Linked DNA regions of Homo sapiens: region 1 is linked to region 2. A link is a contact called in ENCODE Hi-C or POLR2A ChIA-PET data. All regions are on one chromosome and are shown on one strand. Each heading gives the region's core, a stretch centred on a gene start or an enhancer-like site at or near the end of the contact. The rest is flanking DNA. Distances are from core to core; before and after follow the strand shown. Region 1 has its middle 15 kb from the start of PXDC1. Region 2 has its middle 23 kb from the start of FAM50B.

What was found. Hi-C counts contacts between places; a loop is a spot of excess contacts on that map. ChIA-PET counts read pairs that join two places held with the same protein, here RNA polymerase II (POLR2A). Pooled maps may share reads with other maps.
Region 1: a loop to region 2 is called in a map of right cardiac atrium, with 2.3 times the contacts of the local background. The contact joins two enhancer-like sites. A Hi-C loop is called at or near these places in 44 of 168 maps with a recorded cell type or tissue (IMR-90, PC-9, Right ventricle myocardium superior and 28 more), 1 of 37 single-sample maps with no recorded cell type and 27 of 50 pooled maps. POLR2A ChIA-PET finds 5 or more read pairs at or near these places in 12 of 52 experiments (AG04449, AG04450, GM10248 and 9 more).

What each region holds. Positions count from the first base shown.
Region 1 is chr6:3,764,942-3,768,835 of GRCh38, reverse strand. No RefSeq gene overlaps it. Among named protein-coding and RNA genes, the nearest start is that of PXDC1, 15 kb to the right of the region's middle. Within about 2 kb of position 2,420, at least 3 of the 41 ENCODE cell types and tissues checked have a DNase peak (open chromatin) inside an H3K27ac peak, as active enhancers do; they include ascending aorta and tibial artery, where a contact is called at or near this core.
Region 2 is chr6:3,824,796-3,828,288 of GRCh38, reverse strand. No RefSeq gene overlaps it. Among named protein-coding and RNA genes, the nearest start is that of FAM50B, 23 kb to the left of the region's middle. Within about 2 kb of position 2,173, at least 34 of the 41 ENCODE cell types and tissues checked have a DNase peak (open chromatin) inside an H3K27ac peak, as active enhancers do; they include ascending aorta and tibial artery, where a contact is called at or near this core.

The DNA.
Region 1 (3,894 bases), core at 1,171-3,670, 60 kb after region 2:
GGATAGAAACCATGGCCACCTAGTGAGTGTTAGAGACACTGTGCAGAGCTCACATTGATCTCAGTCAGGGATGCAGTGGTGATTGCTGACAATATACCACTAAAATAATGGCAAAAACCGCAATTACTTTTGCACCAACCTATACAAACTTCTTCTACTTTGAAAACAAAACTGTGGTGGAATTAAATATTGATGTGTGAACTTATCAGCGATTACCAGATGATCAGTTTCTAGAATATCATCTTTCCTTTCCCACAGTTGCCAAGAGCCTGATGATTCATGATCTCTTAGGCTAACAAATCTAAATTTCAAAAAGATAATAGAAACCCTGACCACTTAGTTACTTCCCAATGCACAGAGTACTTGCTTATCTTTTTTTTTTTTTTTTTTTTTTTTTTTGAGATGGAGTCTCGCTCTGTCGCCCAGGCTGGAGTGCAGTGGCGTGATCTTGGCTCACTGCAACCTCCGCCTCCCAGGTTCAAGCAATTCTCCTGCCTCAGCCTCCCGAGTAGCTGGGATTATAGGCGTCTGTCACCACATTTGGCTAATTTTTGTATTTTTAGTAGAGACAGGGTTTTACCATGTTGGCCAGGCTGGTCTTGAGCTCCTGACCTCAGGCGATTTGCCTGCCTCAGCTTCCCAAAGTGCTGGGATTATAGGTGTGAGCCACAGCGCCTGGCCTTTGTTTATCTTTAGTTAAGAAACAGAGTATAGAAGAATTCTCTGCTCATATTGATGCTGTTCTTACTCTATTTGCTAGCTGGTAATAAAAATATGTTGAAGGAATGAGTGGTGAAAGGATGGAAAAATGTGGATAAAGAGGAACATTTGCAGGGAAATAACATATTACAGTTACAGAATATATGTTTATTACAGTTGGATCAATATATTTTTAAAAAAATGAAAAAAATATGTGAAAAAACTGCTTAATTGGGTAAAGTCATAGGTTTTGCGTCTGGATTTATAATTAGCAAACTGAAAAAAAAAGACAACTTCCAGATCCCCAATAAAGTTACTGATGCATTTAGGAGTTTCATTTCCTTAGGAAGTGTGCTCATTCATAACATGTTGTCATAGAAACTTTTTTTTTTTCCTGAGGCAGACTCTTGCTCTGTCTCCCAGGCTGGAATGCAGTGGCGCAATCTCAGCTCACTGCAACCTCTGCCTCCCTGGTTCAAGCAATTGTCCTGCCTCAGCCTCCTGAGTAGCTAGGATTACAGGTGTGCACCACCACGTCTGGCTAATTTTTGTATTTTTAGTAGAGAGGGGGTTTCACCACGTTAGCCAGGCTGGTCTCGAACTCCTGACCTCGTGATCCACCCGCCTCATCCTCCCAAAGTGCTGGGATTACAGGCATGAGCCACCGTGCCCAGGAAGAAACTTTTTAAAAGTGTTGTTTTCCAGCCATTTTGTTGTTCCACTGAACGGCCTGGGAGAATACCCTCCAAGTACTGGGTTAAGAAGAGAGAATACCAAAGTCCCCCACACCTTTGCTTCCCTCCTTCCCACGCTCCCCAACTAAGAGAACTGTGTGTTCGTCCTTCCTCAGACAGAAGATTTCCTGGAAATACCTTTTGTTTGAAAACACTGACTGTGCCTCACAGCTCAGAGCTAAGAAAAGAGGCCAAGTCTGGCTATTAAGGAATAAACCTTGTGAAGCAGGCGTTGGTGGAAGACACTGTCCGCTTCCTGTACAGTGGAGAGTCTGGGATAATTTGGGATATGGGCAAACATGTTCACCCACCTTACTAAAATGTGCTTAACTTGATATTGATATGAAACAGTTATTAAACATTTGAGAATGGCCTGAATAATGTGCGCCGGCCTGTCCGTTTTCCTGTAAGTCTCTGATTTGAAGGAGGGTATTCCCAGATGTGGTGTCGTTGTCCCCTGGTCAGCCACCCTTCCTCATTTCTTACACCTCATGAACGAAAATGAACAGCCACGGCCACAGGCAAGTGAAATCCATCGGCTATGCCCAGTTTCTCCCCAATATCCTTAGCTATTAATGTCACTCATTTTTTGGAAGCCACTTCAAATCCTTTTTGGAATAAAATAGTTATTATACATCATTGAGCAGTAGGTGTGCAGTTGCATTCCAGGAGGAATTACATTTCTTCTCATGTTGGACTCAACATCACTGGAATTAATTCATTAGAAAACACTCTTTTCAATTCCATTTTCTCTCGCTTTGAAAAATACAGACTAAGTGTCAAACTTGTTTCCCTGAAAGGGGCCAAAAGCAGCAAAATTAATCACCAAGAGCTATTTTCATTGAATATAAAGTTACATAAAGGCCTCTGAAGACCAGACAGTGTTTAAACTATATGCGGGTGTGGTTATGGATGTGAAATATGTGGATAGCATGTGAGCGCTGGCTACATGCCCGAAGCATGCCCACACAGCCGCCTGGGCAGACGAGCTATCTCAGAGGGATTGTCTTTAAGCAAAACCATCTGTCACTGTGGTCCAAAAGGCGCGGCATGAGCTCTGCCACAGCAGCGACTTTGGGGTTGAGCCTGTCTCTGAAATGCAGTGTACTGGCAAACTGAGAAAACAATCTTACTTTCTGTCAGACTGGGATTTGCTGACGCTGAACTTGGAGTGGAGTTTTAGAAGGAGTATAATCAGCATCAAAAGAGATGCCAGTCTGCTGAACTTTAAAATAGGTTATTAACAAAAAGCAAAATCTGCAGAGTAGTCTGCGATTGCATAGCTTCCAAAGTATAGCTGTGGTTTAGCCCAAAGTTGGTCATCAGAACTAGCACTGGTTTCTAGAATATATACAGGGGGATGGGGGTAGGAGTAGCAACAAAGATCTTCAAGCATAAACTTACACATACACATACACACACACACACACACACACTCCTTGCTCAGAGGTCTATATAAGCATTATAAGTAACTTTAATTATTTTAAAAATAAGGAAAAGCAAATGTTCCAGTTATTCTTAGTTCTTCATCAATCATTGACCCAAATTGGATGTTTTCGGAAAGCAGTTTATATCTCCTTATAAATGTATTTACTTATTTTTTGAATCTTGGCCTTGTGACTTCTGCTCTGGGCTGAGGTCAGGTCGTTTTGAGTGTTTGAGTTAGAGAACCCCTGGGAAAGGAACTTCAATTATTTTTCTGTCTGGATGAGTGTCAGAACAATTCATCATAACAACTGGTACGAATGCACGTAATTCTGTAAAAGTCGCTCCTTGAACCAAGACATTGGCATTTGTTCCATTGCCTTGAACTTTTTTTCTGGTTTCAGTTCACCAAGCCCTTTTTGCTTGGGCAGAATTTAAGCCCCGTGGGTGAGGTATACACAGTCACAAGACAATGAGTAGCAACAATTCGACAATTAGCTGAAATACTTGGGAGGTGCAGACAATTAAGGTAAGTAATTTGGGCTGCACTTGGAAGCAAATATTCTGGCCAACTAGAGAGAAGGAGAGAAGGGTAAAATAGAGGCTTTCACTGAAATGCCCATACCTGCATTGAGCAAACCTGGGTGAACATATAAATACACACAAAAGCCAGAAGGGAATCAGGACGTGATTATTTGTTTCAGACAGAAGGGTGACGTGGGACTCTAATGTTCTCTTGGCTTGTAGTAAGGTATCTTCAAACATCATCTCGATGTAAATTTTCCCCCACTTCCTTAGACTAACCTTCAAGAAGAATTAAAATTGTGTCAGTGATAAAAGGAGAAGTAAGCCAGGGTTTCCCATCCCCCAATAATGCTCTTGAGATTCTAATAGAAAGGCCACAGGAGGGAGGAAACAAGAAGTTTACCCTGGAAAGAGAGGAAAGGAAGAGCCTAAAGTCACTGGGAGGGTGTGGAAGGGAACATGGTGGCAGGGGTGGCTTTGGAGGTGGGTGGGGAGGGACTTGGGAATGGAG
Region 2 (3,493 bases), core at 924-3,423:
ATCAGGGAAGCAGATGGAATGGGAAGATGAAACTCAGAGTTCACTAAGCTAATTGGCCAATTGAGGGGGGACCCATAGTACTTTAAGGTAAGCTACTGTCTGACCTCTGCAACCCTCCAGGCCAATAAACACCTCCTCCCTTTAGTTAGACAAATGCTGGGAGAATCAGAATTCAATTTTCACAAACTTTTTCAAAATATTATTTAAAGAAGATGCAGAAAAGCCAGTTAAATGTGGGTAAGGCTGGCCTAACCAACGTTTTTAGAAAACACTTAGCATTACTTGGTCAAAGCAACATCGCAGCCCAAGAAGACCAGCGTATGAAGTGATAACATCTATAGTTGCAGAGGTCTGTTCTGGGACCAGCCAGGGATGCAGACCCCAACCTGGGACACAGATGAACCAGGAGTGTTAAATAGTAATATTTGCATGAATGCACAGTTAGATAGTGTATATATTGAGTTGTATATTTTCTTTTTTCTCTTTTTTTGAGATGGAGTCTCACTCTGTTGCCCAGGCTGGAGTGCAGTGGCTGATCTCAGCTCACTGCAACCTCTGCTGCCTGGGCTCAAGCAATTCTCCTGCCTCAGCCTCCCGATTACCTGGGATTACAGGCACCTGCTACCATGCCCGGCTGATGTTTTTTTTTGAGACAGAGTCTTGCTCTGTTGGCCAGATTGGAGTGCAGTGGTGCGATCTCGGTTCACTGCAACCTCCACCTCACGGGCGCAAGCAATTCTCCTGCCTCAGCTCCTCTCAGTAGCTGGGATTACAGGCGTGCGCCACCATGCCCAGCTAATTTTTGCATTTTTAGTAGAGATGGGGTTTTACCATGTTGGCCAGGCTGGTCTCGAACTCTTGACCTCAGGTAATCCACCCGCCTCAGCTTCCCAAGGTGTTGGGATTACAGGTGTGAGCCACCGTGCCCGTTCAATTTTTGTAGTTTTAGTAGAGACGGGGTGTTACCATCTTGGCCAGGCTGGTCTTGAAATCCTGACCTCATGATCCACCCGCCTTGGACTCCCTAAGTGCTGGGATTACAGGCGTGAGCCACCATGCCTGGCCAGTTGTATATTTTCATTAGTGTGGCTCTAATAAACATAAATGTCTAATCTTATCATGCCGAACATGATTATACTAAAATACACAGGGAGTTTCTGAAACACATACATGCTTTTTAATAATGAATCTGCTTATTATCGTGTTATTCTCTTAGATCACACAGCACACAAACACTCACAGTCGTTCAGAATCCTTGCCATCAATCTGGGTTCTGACCTTAGCTAGCTGTCCGACCTCAGGCAAGATACCTCCTGGGACCTGAATGTCCTCATCTGTAAAACTGCAACAACTCTATCTACCTGGCAGCATTGTTGTGAAGATGAAATGAGTTAGTGCAAGTAAAGTCCTTTTTAAAGCTGGGTCTATCACATAGTAAGTGCTCAATAAATTTAGCAATATGTGTTTGTGAGCAGGTAAGAGCAGTATCTGGATAGCTCCTGTCTCTGACCCACCCGATCCCTTCCTCGTATTTACAAGTCATTGATATTTTAGTTTCAAATTCATGTGTCCAAATTCTTTGTTAGACTTTTCCTTTCCTATTAGCCCTTTCACTCCAGAGCAAGGATGGTAAGACGCTCAGGGAAAGGTTGTGATGTGATCACAGATTGCTGTCTACATTCACACTCAGCTAGGGTTACTTGCAGGAGAAACCTGCCCCTAAGCACACAGTCCACGTGTGCCAGGGGTGGACGCACACAAGGGCCCTGCTGCCACCATGGCTGGGACCTTGCCCGCCTTGGGCACAGGCAGGGCCCAGCTTTTCAGATGAGATCACCAGTGTCTGACCCAGGAGCCAAGTGCTCAGGCCAAAAGACTCCAAATTAAGCCAGCTGAGGTGCTTTCTTTTGAGATGGGAGAACATGTGTTCCATTCTTAAGGGGAGAAAGCAACTCAGGACTTCATGTTTTCATTGTACTTGGCTCTCACTGCCTCTAACTCCAGGCGTTTGTGGAACAGGGAAATGAGCTCCGAGTCAAATGATAAAGCTGATATGATTCATGTGTCTTTCAGGAGGAAAGAGACAGGAAACGGAGGCCTGGCTGCCTGGGCTGTGACGTTGCCCCTCTGGCATGCTGTCCGGGCCTGGAAAAATGCAGCTGGCACTGCCTTGAGGATTCGGAGCAGACAGGAGTTATGTGGTTGCTTGGCCAACTCCCGAGTACAATAAACTTAATCTTGGAAGTCTTACTCTCGAGGGTGAGGAAAGGGTGAAATGTCGGTATGTAGACTCTGTCGCCAAGAAGCACAGGAGAAATGAAAGAAGAAACAAATCCCTTCAGTTAAAATGCCAGTGGAAAAACACTTCTGAAAAACAAACACCGAGAAGCACAATGTGTTTTTATGTGCTTGAGATTTTTTAAAAACGAGTTTTGGAAAATAGTCTCTTGATGTTTACATAGTTCCCCGTGAATAAAGGGCAACTGGGAATTTGGACTGGCCTGGCTCTCAAGTAGGGGTCCGCAACCTGCAGCCCGAGGGCCCGTCGGTCGCTGCTGGCTTCTTTCTATGAATGCTGCCCTACTGAACACAGCCGCGCCCCTCCGTGACCTGTGCCTGCGGCTGCTCTCATACTACCACGACAGAGCGGTGGGGGGCGTTGCAGCACTCACCTCACAGCACACATACATCAAAATAGTTACTGTCTGATCCTTTACAGAAAAAGTTGACTGATCCTTGGTCTAAAACAGGAGAGGGAAGTACTCACTCACCTCAGTGCCCATTTCATGCAGAGCTGCAAGAGCTCTCTGCCCTACCACAGTGCGGCCACCTAATTGTCTCTCCTTGGCAGAACACATGCTTGGCTGGCGGCTGTGGGGAGGGCAATCTGGCTAAATAATGCATCAGCAGGGCTGCCTCTGTTCTTAGTTTTCCTGCAGACTTTGCTGGGTCATGCAGCTAGGTTAGATTTCAGAGGGTCCTGCAGAACCACACTGACTTCTAGTTCCCTGTCTCCTTGTCTGTAGGCCCTGTGAGTGCAGGGCAAGGCCAGCTCATTTTTGCATCTAATTTGTACCATAGAATCGGTGCTGAATAAATGTTTTTTTTTTTTTTGAGACAGAGTTTCGCTCTTGTTGCCCAGGCTGGAGTGAAGTGGCACCATCTGGACTCACTGAAACCTCCACCTCCCAGGTTCAAGCGATTCTCCTGCCTCTGCCTCCCAAGTAGACAGGATTACAGGCATGCACTACCATGCCTGGCTAATTTTTGTATTTTTAGTAGAGATGGGGTTTTACCATGTTGGCCAGGCTGGCCTCAAACTCCTAACCTCAGGTGATCCACCCGCCTCAGCCTCCTAAAGTGCTAGGATTACAGGCTGAGCCACTGTGCCTGGCCATTAAATGTGATTTTAAATAATAAACAAGTGCACACACACTAGATTACATTTTCAGAATTACCAAGTGAGTGGGAGTCTCAACCCCATCTGTTGAGA